3 separate regions of the Mus musculus genome follow, and regions 1 and 3 are each linked to region 2. The links are chromatin loops, found by intact Hi-C in ENCODE. Cell type or tissue: left cerebral cortex. All regions are shown on one strand. Region 1 has its middle 1.5 kb from the start of Gm39369. Region 2 holds the start of Rnf111 (ring finger 111). Region 3 holds the start of Gtf2a2 (general transcription factor II A, 2).

Evidence for each region. A loop is a pair of places that touch in the nucleus more often than their neighbours do. Peaks named below come from ENCODE experiments on the same cell type or tissue, not always from the same donor. Only the 100,000 strongest peaks of a DNase experiment are listed, where the experiment ranks them.
Region 1: it touches region 2 in a loop (2.2-fold over the local background); 2 of 42 quality-filtered maps call a loop at or near these places.
Region 3: it touches region 2 in a loop (4-fold over the local background); 2 of 42 quality-filtered maps call a loop at or near these places.

What each region holds. Positions count from the first base shown.
Region 1 is chr9:70,083,316-70,085,815 of GRCm38, forward strand. No RefSeq gene overlaps it. Among named protein-coding and RNA genes, the nearest start is that of Gm39369, 1.5 kb to the left of the region's middle. In left cerebral cortex, a CTCF peak has its summit at 985; a DNase peak (open chromatin) is centred at 992.
Region 2 is chr9:70,502,348-70,504,847 of GRCm38, forward strand. Rnf111 (ring finger 111) reads right to left here and starts at 1,428. Exons shown (of 15, transcript NM_033604.3): 1 at 1,112-1,428; 2 at 593-655. In left cerebral cortex, no CTCF peak of the experiment used is centred here; DNase peaks (open chromatin) are centred at 1,039 and 1,480; H3K4me3 peaks cover 2,167 bases; H3K27ac peaks cover 1,580 bases.
Region 3 is chr9:70,011,388-70,013,887 of GRCm38, forward strand. Bnip2 (BCL2/adenovirus E1B interacting protein 2) reads left to right here. Exons shown (of 11, transcript NM_016787.4): 11 at 1-272. Gtf2a2 (general transcription factor II A, 2) reads left to right here and starts at 1,161. Exons shown (of 5, transcript NM_001039519.2): 1 at 1,161-1,274. In left cerebral cortex, no CTCF peak of the experiment used is centred here; a DNase peak (open chromatin) is centred at 1,138; H3K4me3 peaks cover 1,890 bases; H3K27ac peaks cover 939 bases.

The sequences.
Region 1 (2,500 bases), 420 kb before region 2:
CACACCCCCGCTTCCTCCTTACTGCAGATGCAGTGTGACCAGCAGCCTCGGGCATCGGCCGCCATGATACTGTGCACCTTTACGGACTGGCTGTGCTTGAACTGCGAACCCAAGTAAACCTCCCCATCTTAAGTTGCTTCTGTTGGGTATTTTGTCAGAGCCACGAATCAAGTAACTAATGCAGTTTAATTAATATTTGTCGTTGGTAAGCAAAGGAATGGATATCATTGTGACGTTTTCATACATCTGCGTCAATATAATCCATTATAATCAAATTCCTTTGCCTCTCCCACCAGCATCCCTGGATCTTCGGCTCCCTCTAGCTGATCCCCACTCCCTCAACAGTCTCCACTTCTATGTTCCTGTCACACACACAGTCCATTACCGGCCCCCAAAAGTCTCCCCATCTTAAAGGTTCTCTCTTCCTTATGTCTTACGATCTTCTTTCTTATTTATTTATTTATTTATTTATTTATTTATTACCGTTGTGTTTGTGCCACAGTGTGTTGGAGTCAGTTCTCACCTTCTACCTTTTATTTGGGTTCGAGGTATGAAACTCAGTTGGGAGAGTTTGTGCAGGAAGGGCCTCCTTAGCCCTCACCTTCTGTGCTCCCCGACTTCTAGTTTTAGGACACACACACACACACACACACACACACACACGTTGTTTTCTTCCAAAAAGTTTACCACCTCCTGCCTGGCCTGGTATTCACTAGTTTGTTTTCTATAACCACCCACCTCCTGTGAGATTCACAGCTCTGTAAGGGGAACTGTTAGTCTGCAGAGCTGGTACTGTCCATAATATAGCGACATCCAGTTTCCTGTACTGCATACTTCCTGGCCCGCTTCTGACTTCTCTGCCATTAGTTTGTTGTTCCAGAGAGAGTTGCGCCCAGCGATTCTTCCAGGCCCCTTCCTTGAGGCAGTAATCAATGGACGCTTTGCTTCTGGGCTCTCCGAATGCAGATTCCTTAGCAGTTCCCATTCTTGCCGTGTGGGGGCAGCAAACACATTTACTTCTCACTCCTCCAAATCCTACAGGTGTCACAGTTCATTGGGATCTTTGTGGTCCAACCTAGTCTCCAGAAAAACTAAATCCAAAGTTATCGAGTAAACAAAGAACGGTAGTTAGGCATAAAAACAGACCAGCGTCTATCCAAACCGGTCAGATATGCCCAAGACAACCTAATCATAATTACTGATTGCTGTACTTAGCCCCAGATTACCACAGAGCTGGGCAGGTCAGGGTTGGTGTAAGAGGCCCTGAACTCAATGCAAAATGCAAAGGAGCCAGATGTCTCAGTCATCAAGCTAAATAACACTGGGCTAAAATGTGTCTAAAATTAAAACCAATCAATAAAATAGCCAGTATTTATAAATTGTTGCGTCAGAGTGTAAAGAAAGGCCTCAGATGACAGACTTTACATATGTATTGAAAAAATATAAAAGCAAAATTCTAGGCCTTTAGGCCCAGGCTTGGGAATGTGACCTCTGTGACTCAATGCTCCAAGGTATGATAATCATAAAACAGATAGACGACGTTCCTCCACCCACCTGCTTCCAGGGTTCAAAGAGTGTTCATTTAAAGAAAGTCACCCTAACCATTGGGGGGGGGACACCCGTTATGCAAATGTGCTATTGTTAGGGGCTCTTAGAAACTGTCTTGAGAGATAACCTGCACAATTACCAGGTATTCCTTGTGACTCTTGTGACTTTGCACTTCCTTGTGACTCTTAACTGGTATCTTGGGTATTTTCCAACAAAGCCCTCCCCACTTCCTTGAGTTGTGGTTTCTTCCTTTAAATACCCACTTACCCAGCTACTCGGGGTGCCACGGTCCTCTACCCCTGCATGGTGTATGACCGTGGGCCCGAGAGCACTCTTGAATTAAAAGTGCTCTTGCAGTTTGCAGCAAGACCGTTTCTCGTGAGTGATTTGGGGTGTCGCCTCTCCTGAGTCAGAACGTGGGGGAGTCCTCACGTTGTGGGTCTTTCAGTATAATGTGTATGAGTGTTTTGTCTGCAGGAATATCTGTGTACCAAAAGTGTATTCTTAATGCTGAACCACCTCTCCAGACCCTGGCCCTTACTTATGATCTGTGTGTGTGTGTGTGTGTGTGTGTGTGTGTGTGTGTGTTTGTGTCATATGCATGAATTACTATACACTAACTGTACAAACCAGTCTGTATCATGAAGTTTTCATGGGTATATAGAATATACTTTATTTATATCCATCCTTCTTTCAACAAGGCTGACCAGGGTCATATGGAATCTCAATGTACTTTTAATTTGCATGTCTCTGGTGGCTAACTGTGGCTATGAACATTTTTCATGACTTTTAACAGCCATTTTTTTTGTACTTATCTTGAAAATTCTATTGAATTTGTTTGATTGATTGGATTACTTGTTCTTTGGGCATTTAAATTTTTTAGTTCATAATTTTCTAAATATTAACTCCCTGTCACATGAATAGTTGACAGGAAAAAAATTTGTCTTATTCT
Region 2 (2,500 bases):
AGGTCCTCTTCCGGCCTCAGAGGCACCTGCACTCACATGTACAGACCCCACACACTGGTATATACGCACATGAAGGTTTTGGGGTTTGTTTGGGTTCTTTAACGTAGACTCAAAAGCTAAGTAAAATCAGAATTCTTGAAAGGACATCTGTATTAAGTCACGTGAGAGCTATTGCAAAGACAAATGGTAAAGATATGAGGAACCTCTGTTCATCTTTTTTTTGATTTTGCTCTCTTTGGTTAAAGAGGTCCCCAAAACAAGAAAATTAAAGATAAAAGTGCCAAATGGAACTAAGTTTGGATCAAGTCAGGTTCAAGAGCTGTCAGAACTCTGACAATGAGGTCTCTGTCAGCTGGCTCACTCACTGCTACTCAGGAGTTCTAAACTCATTCTGTACATAAATCAAGGAACAGGAAAGCTCTCAACAATACAATGGAGTCACCCCAGACATGAGCAAATTAAGTGAAGGCGCTAGCTACAACTTCCTGGTTTTTTGGTTTTTGGTTGTTGTTTTTTTTGGACGCTAAAAAGTCACACTTTTTTTTTAAAATTATCTATAAAGCTCTATAATCTAAGAAGTGTGGTGACAAACCTCTATTTCTCCAGAACAAAAACCGATATTTCCACCGCACCACTGCTGACTCCGATCAATTATCTAGGCAGGATAAAGAAAACATCTTTTTTTAATGACTAACCAGCCAACTCCACACAATATCAGACGCGCCTGTCTTCTGCTCCGCGGACTGCGCGTGCCCGCCCGCACCGGGCGGCTCCCGGCTCCAGCCGGGGTTACCTTCCTCACTCCATTGTCACCCCCACTCCTCGGCCCTGAGCCCCAGTCCCGCTGGCGAGCGGCGGCCCCGGGGCGCAATCCCCTCACCCACCCCCTCCCAAGAGGCCGTGGGTGTGTCCGCGGGCGGACTCTTGCCCGGACACAATGAGCCACTCCGCGCCGTCCGGGACCCGCGGTCATTCCCCTGTCGCCGACCCGGGCCGGCCGCCGCGGCCCTTCCTCTTTCTCCCTCCTGCTCGGCCCCTCCCCCGCCGCGCGCAAGCGCCACCGCGCCGCTCCCCTCCCCCGCACCCCCCCCCCTTCCGCCGGCGCCCTCACCCGAGTCCGCAGGCCCCGTGCGGCCAGGTCCCGGACTCGCTGGCGCGGGGCTGGGGAACAGCGCTCGGCCGGGTGAGGCTGAGGCGGGCCGGGCGGCTCTCCTCAGGAGGGCGTCTGTCAACACCGCCGCCGCGGAGCGTGAGGCTGAGCCTGGCTCGGCTGGACCCGGCTCCGAGCACCCGATCGCGGCCCACGCGCGCTCGCGACCCTGAACGGCCGGCGTGCCTTACGCCGCGCAGCACCAGCGCCCCGCCACCATCGCCGTCGCCGCCGCCGCAGCCTGGGCCGGCCCTCCCCGACTGCGCGAGCGCGACACCGGGGCCCTTTTACGACAGTTCGGAAAGCGAGCGCTCCGGACCCTCACGCCCTCTCACAGCAGTATGTCTGCGCATGTGCGGGCCAGGGACCGCCCCCCTGCGTCCCAGTCCTTCCTCTTTGCACTGGCTTAGGCGAACTGTTGGCCCAGTGGGACTAAGTTAAAAATAAGGTGGTTGGGTTCACTTTCTTCCGTGATTTCGGGCTCAACAGTGCTTCAGCATAATTCCGCCTACGTACTGGTTGCTTTTTCTCAAACTAAAAATTATTCCAGCTTACTGATTGCACTAGTCGCGCCTTTAAATAAAAAAACAAAAAAACACGGGTTAGTGTCTTTCTCAGCAGATGATACCCAAAACAGAGATCTCATCTCACTGGTGAAGTGAATTTTCAAAATCATTTCAAATGTATTATTAGGTAGCCTGGGAGCTATACAATCGCAGATGACTTCTTAATTGCCTCACAAAACCCAGAAGATTGCAGTTTTTATTGTGTGCCCTAGAAGGATGTAAGGACAGAGAGTGGGCTCTGCAGTCAATCAGACAGATTTCCGGTCAGAAAGCAAAGTGAGGGTGCCCAAGCTGACTTATTAACACCTTTATAAATCTCAGTTTCCTCTTCTATAAAACATGATAGCCTTATATGCTTCAAAATGATCTTGTGAGGTCAAATATGACGACTTAAAGTACCTTATATTACCAATTAAGTATTTAACAAGCATTAATAACCTCCTTCTACATCAGCTCGTCGATAATATTCACTCATGTTCTCCATATTTAGTGAAGGTGATTTTTTGGCTTGGTTTGGTTTGGTTTTGGTTTTTCGAGACAGAGTTTCTCTGTGTAGCCCTGGCTGTCTTGGAACTCACTCCAGAGACTCAGAGATCCACCTGACTCTGCCTCCCAAGAACTGGGAGTATTTTTAAATTTTAAAAGAAGAAGAAATGGAAAACATTGGATTTGGATTTCCTCAGCCTCCCTAGTTGCTGCCCTCTACAAGTAGAATTCTATCGGGACTATCAAAGCCCAGGACTTTTTTGTTTTGTTTTGTTTTGTTTTGTTTTGTTTCCGGGCT
Region 3 (2,500 bases), 490 kb before region 2:
GATTTTCATTGGACGCTCACATTCTGTCATTTAGACGGAATGCGCTTATTGTGCCCTTTCCACTGTTCTTAGATAATATTGTCATTTCAGTGAGAATTGAGACTGATTCTCTCTGCAGGATACACCTCTGGTTTTTGTCACTGAGAAGCCATTGATCTGCAAAGTATATCCTTTTCTCTTCCTTTGACTGGTTCCAAATACAGTGGTGTGTCTTCATCTGTTACACATGCTACTGCAGCATTAATGCATTTGAATAAATTAGTTGGAATATACATTCGTGCCTTGTTTTCATCTTTAATCGTTAACTTTTACACTGAATTTTCCGGTGAAGCCTTTCAAACATCGGGCCTTTACAATCCTGCAGTGTGGATGCTTCCGGTTCTTTTATTTATTTATTTATTTATTTTATTTATTTTTTTTTTTTTTTTTTTTTTTTTTTTTTTTTTTTTTTGGTTTTTCGAGACAGGGTTTCTCTGTGTAGTCCTGGCTGTCCGGGAACTCACCCTGTAGACCAGGCTGGCCTCGAACTCAGAAATCCACCTGCCTCTGCCTCCCGAGTGCTGGGATTAACTTAAAGGTGTGCGCCACTACACCCTGCTCTGGTTCTTTTAATTGATAACAAGTTCAGCCTGTTTACAATCTTAACACTATTTGAACTTTAATCAGATCTGTATTTCATAGTTTGGAAATTATTTAATGAGTTTGGGTTGCAAGGATATGATTTTAAAAGGCTAAAAAGGAAAACCTACAGCATGGCACAAAGGAGAACATGTTTCACTCTCAGACCTGGAGTGTTTGCATCCGAAGTCACAATTCATGTGCTCACTGGCCATCTGCAGTACCTATAGCTGCTGTTTTGAAAGCAGAAAACCAAGCACCCCCGCTAAAAAGAAAAGGGATGTGAAATTCTGGAAACTCAGAATATCCACGTATTTGCTTTTGTATCAGTCACGAAGTTTATACAGCAGACCTTCCAAATGAAAAAGATGAAAGACTCACAAACCCTGGTTTCCCTACACTGCAGTCCCACAAACTTTGACAAGCCAGACAGTCGCCCCATTGCCTTTTGCTTCCCGAGCGCCAGCAGGAGAGACCACGCCCCTTCTCGGAAACGGCGGTGGGGGCCGGCAGTGGCTCCTGTGGCGTCACCTCCGGGTCGCGTGAGCACTTCCGGGTCACTGGCACAGGGCTGCGGTTTCCGCGGCCGAGGAGGTGGTCGCAGCGGGCTCCCTACCTGGCTCTGCTACCGCCGTGGCGGAAGCGCCTTCCCTCAGGTAGGCGGCGGCGGGGCCGGGAGCGGGGAGGCCGCGGCGAGGCGGGCGGTACCGAGCGCTGTGCCCGCCGGAAGGCGACCCCAGACAGACGCAGCCGCGCGGGAGCAGCCGCCTTCCCGCTCTCCTCAGGCCGCGCTTAGGCGACCGGCGTCCCGCTCGGATGCCGGGCACACACGGCGCCTGCGCTCCAGCTCTGCAGTGAGGAGGGGATTCCGAAGTTCTGCAGTTGCCGCCACCTTTAAAGATTGGAGATGGCCGAGCCAGCTCGTTTCAGCAGACGTCGAAGTCGCTGTTAGCTCTTTTCCAAATAATGCTTAGATGTCAAATGGAGCGTGCCATGGCTCCCCTGTCCTATTTTAAAGTTTATGTCTCTCTGACCTTTTTCTCCCCTTCTCCATACACACGTACTGACTGGCGTTTACTTTGAACGAGCTAAATGTTTTTGTTTGACACGCGTCGAGTATCCGGTACTGTTCTCAGCCCGCAGGTTACATCAAGTGAACAAAAATAAAGATCCATGCCCTCGTGGACTTTACATTTTATGCGGAAAGTTAACATAAGACCGTTAGGTAACTTGATGGCAGACGGTGCTATCAAAAAATTTTAGCGAGATGAAGGGTTTGGAGACGTTTCATAATGGATGTTGGAGTTCCTATGTGGTGGTCAGTTTAGGTGCAATTGAATGGAGCTATTGGAGTTGTGTGTTAGCCAAATTAATATCTGAGCAAGAACATTACAGGCAGAAAGAACAGCCATCGCAAAGGCAGTCCCACGCCTGTCATCCTCAGGGCAGTTGAGAGTGCAAAGGGAGGTGGAAAATAGATCAAACCAAACATAGAGGGTAGCCAGATCGTCAGGCCTGATAGAAGCTGATGGAAAATATGTTCTAGCCCATATTTTTAAAAGATAACCCCGCTGCAAATTATAAAGTGTGAGGGACAAGTGTAGAGTAAAGAAAATTTGAACACCATGAGTCAGTGGCCTGGCATTATAAAATAATCATGGGGATGTTGAGAAATGATTGGCTTCTGGATTCATTTTGAAAGTTGCCCTTCCAAGATTTGCTAGGAATTGGACCATCTTTATGGTTTATATGACTCTGAGGGCCCATAGAAGAGTCCTCTGCATTTGCTCTTAGCTGTAGGAGAAGTGTCTTAGCTATTTGATAATTGTTTCGATGTAGAGTAGAACATCCTGAATATGGGTACAAAGAGAGAAGTGAGGGA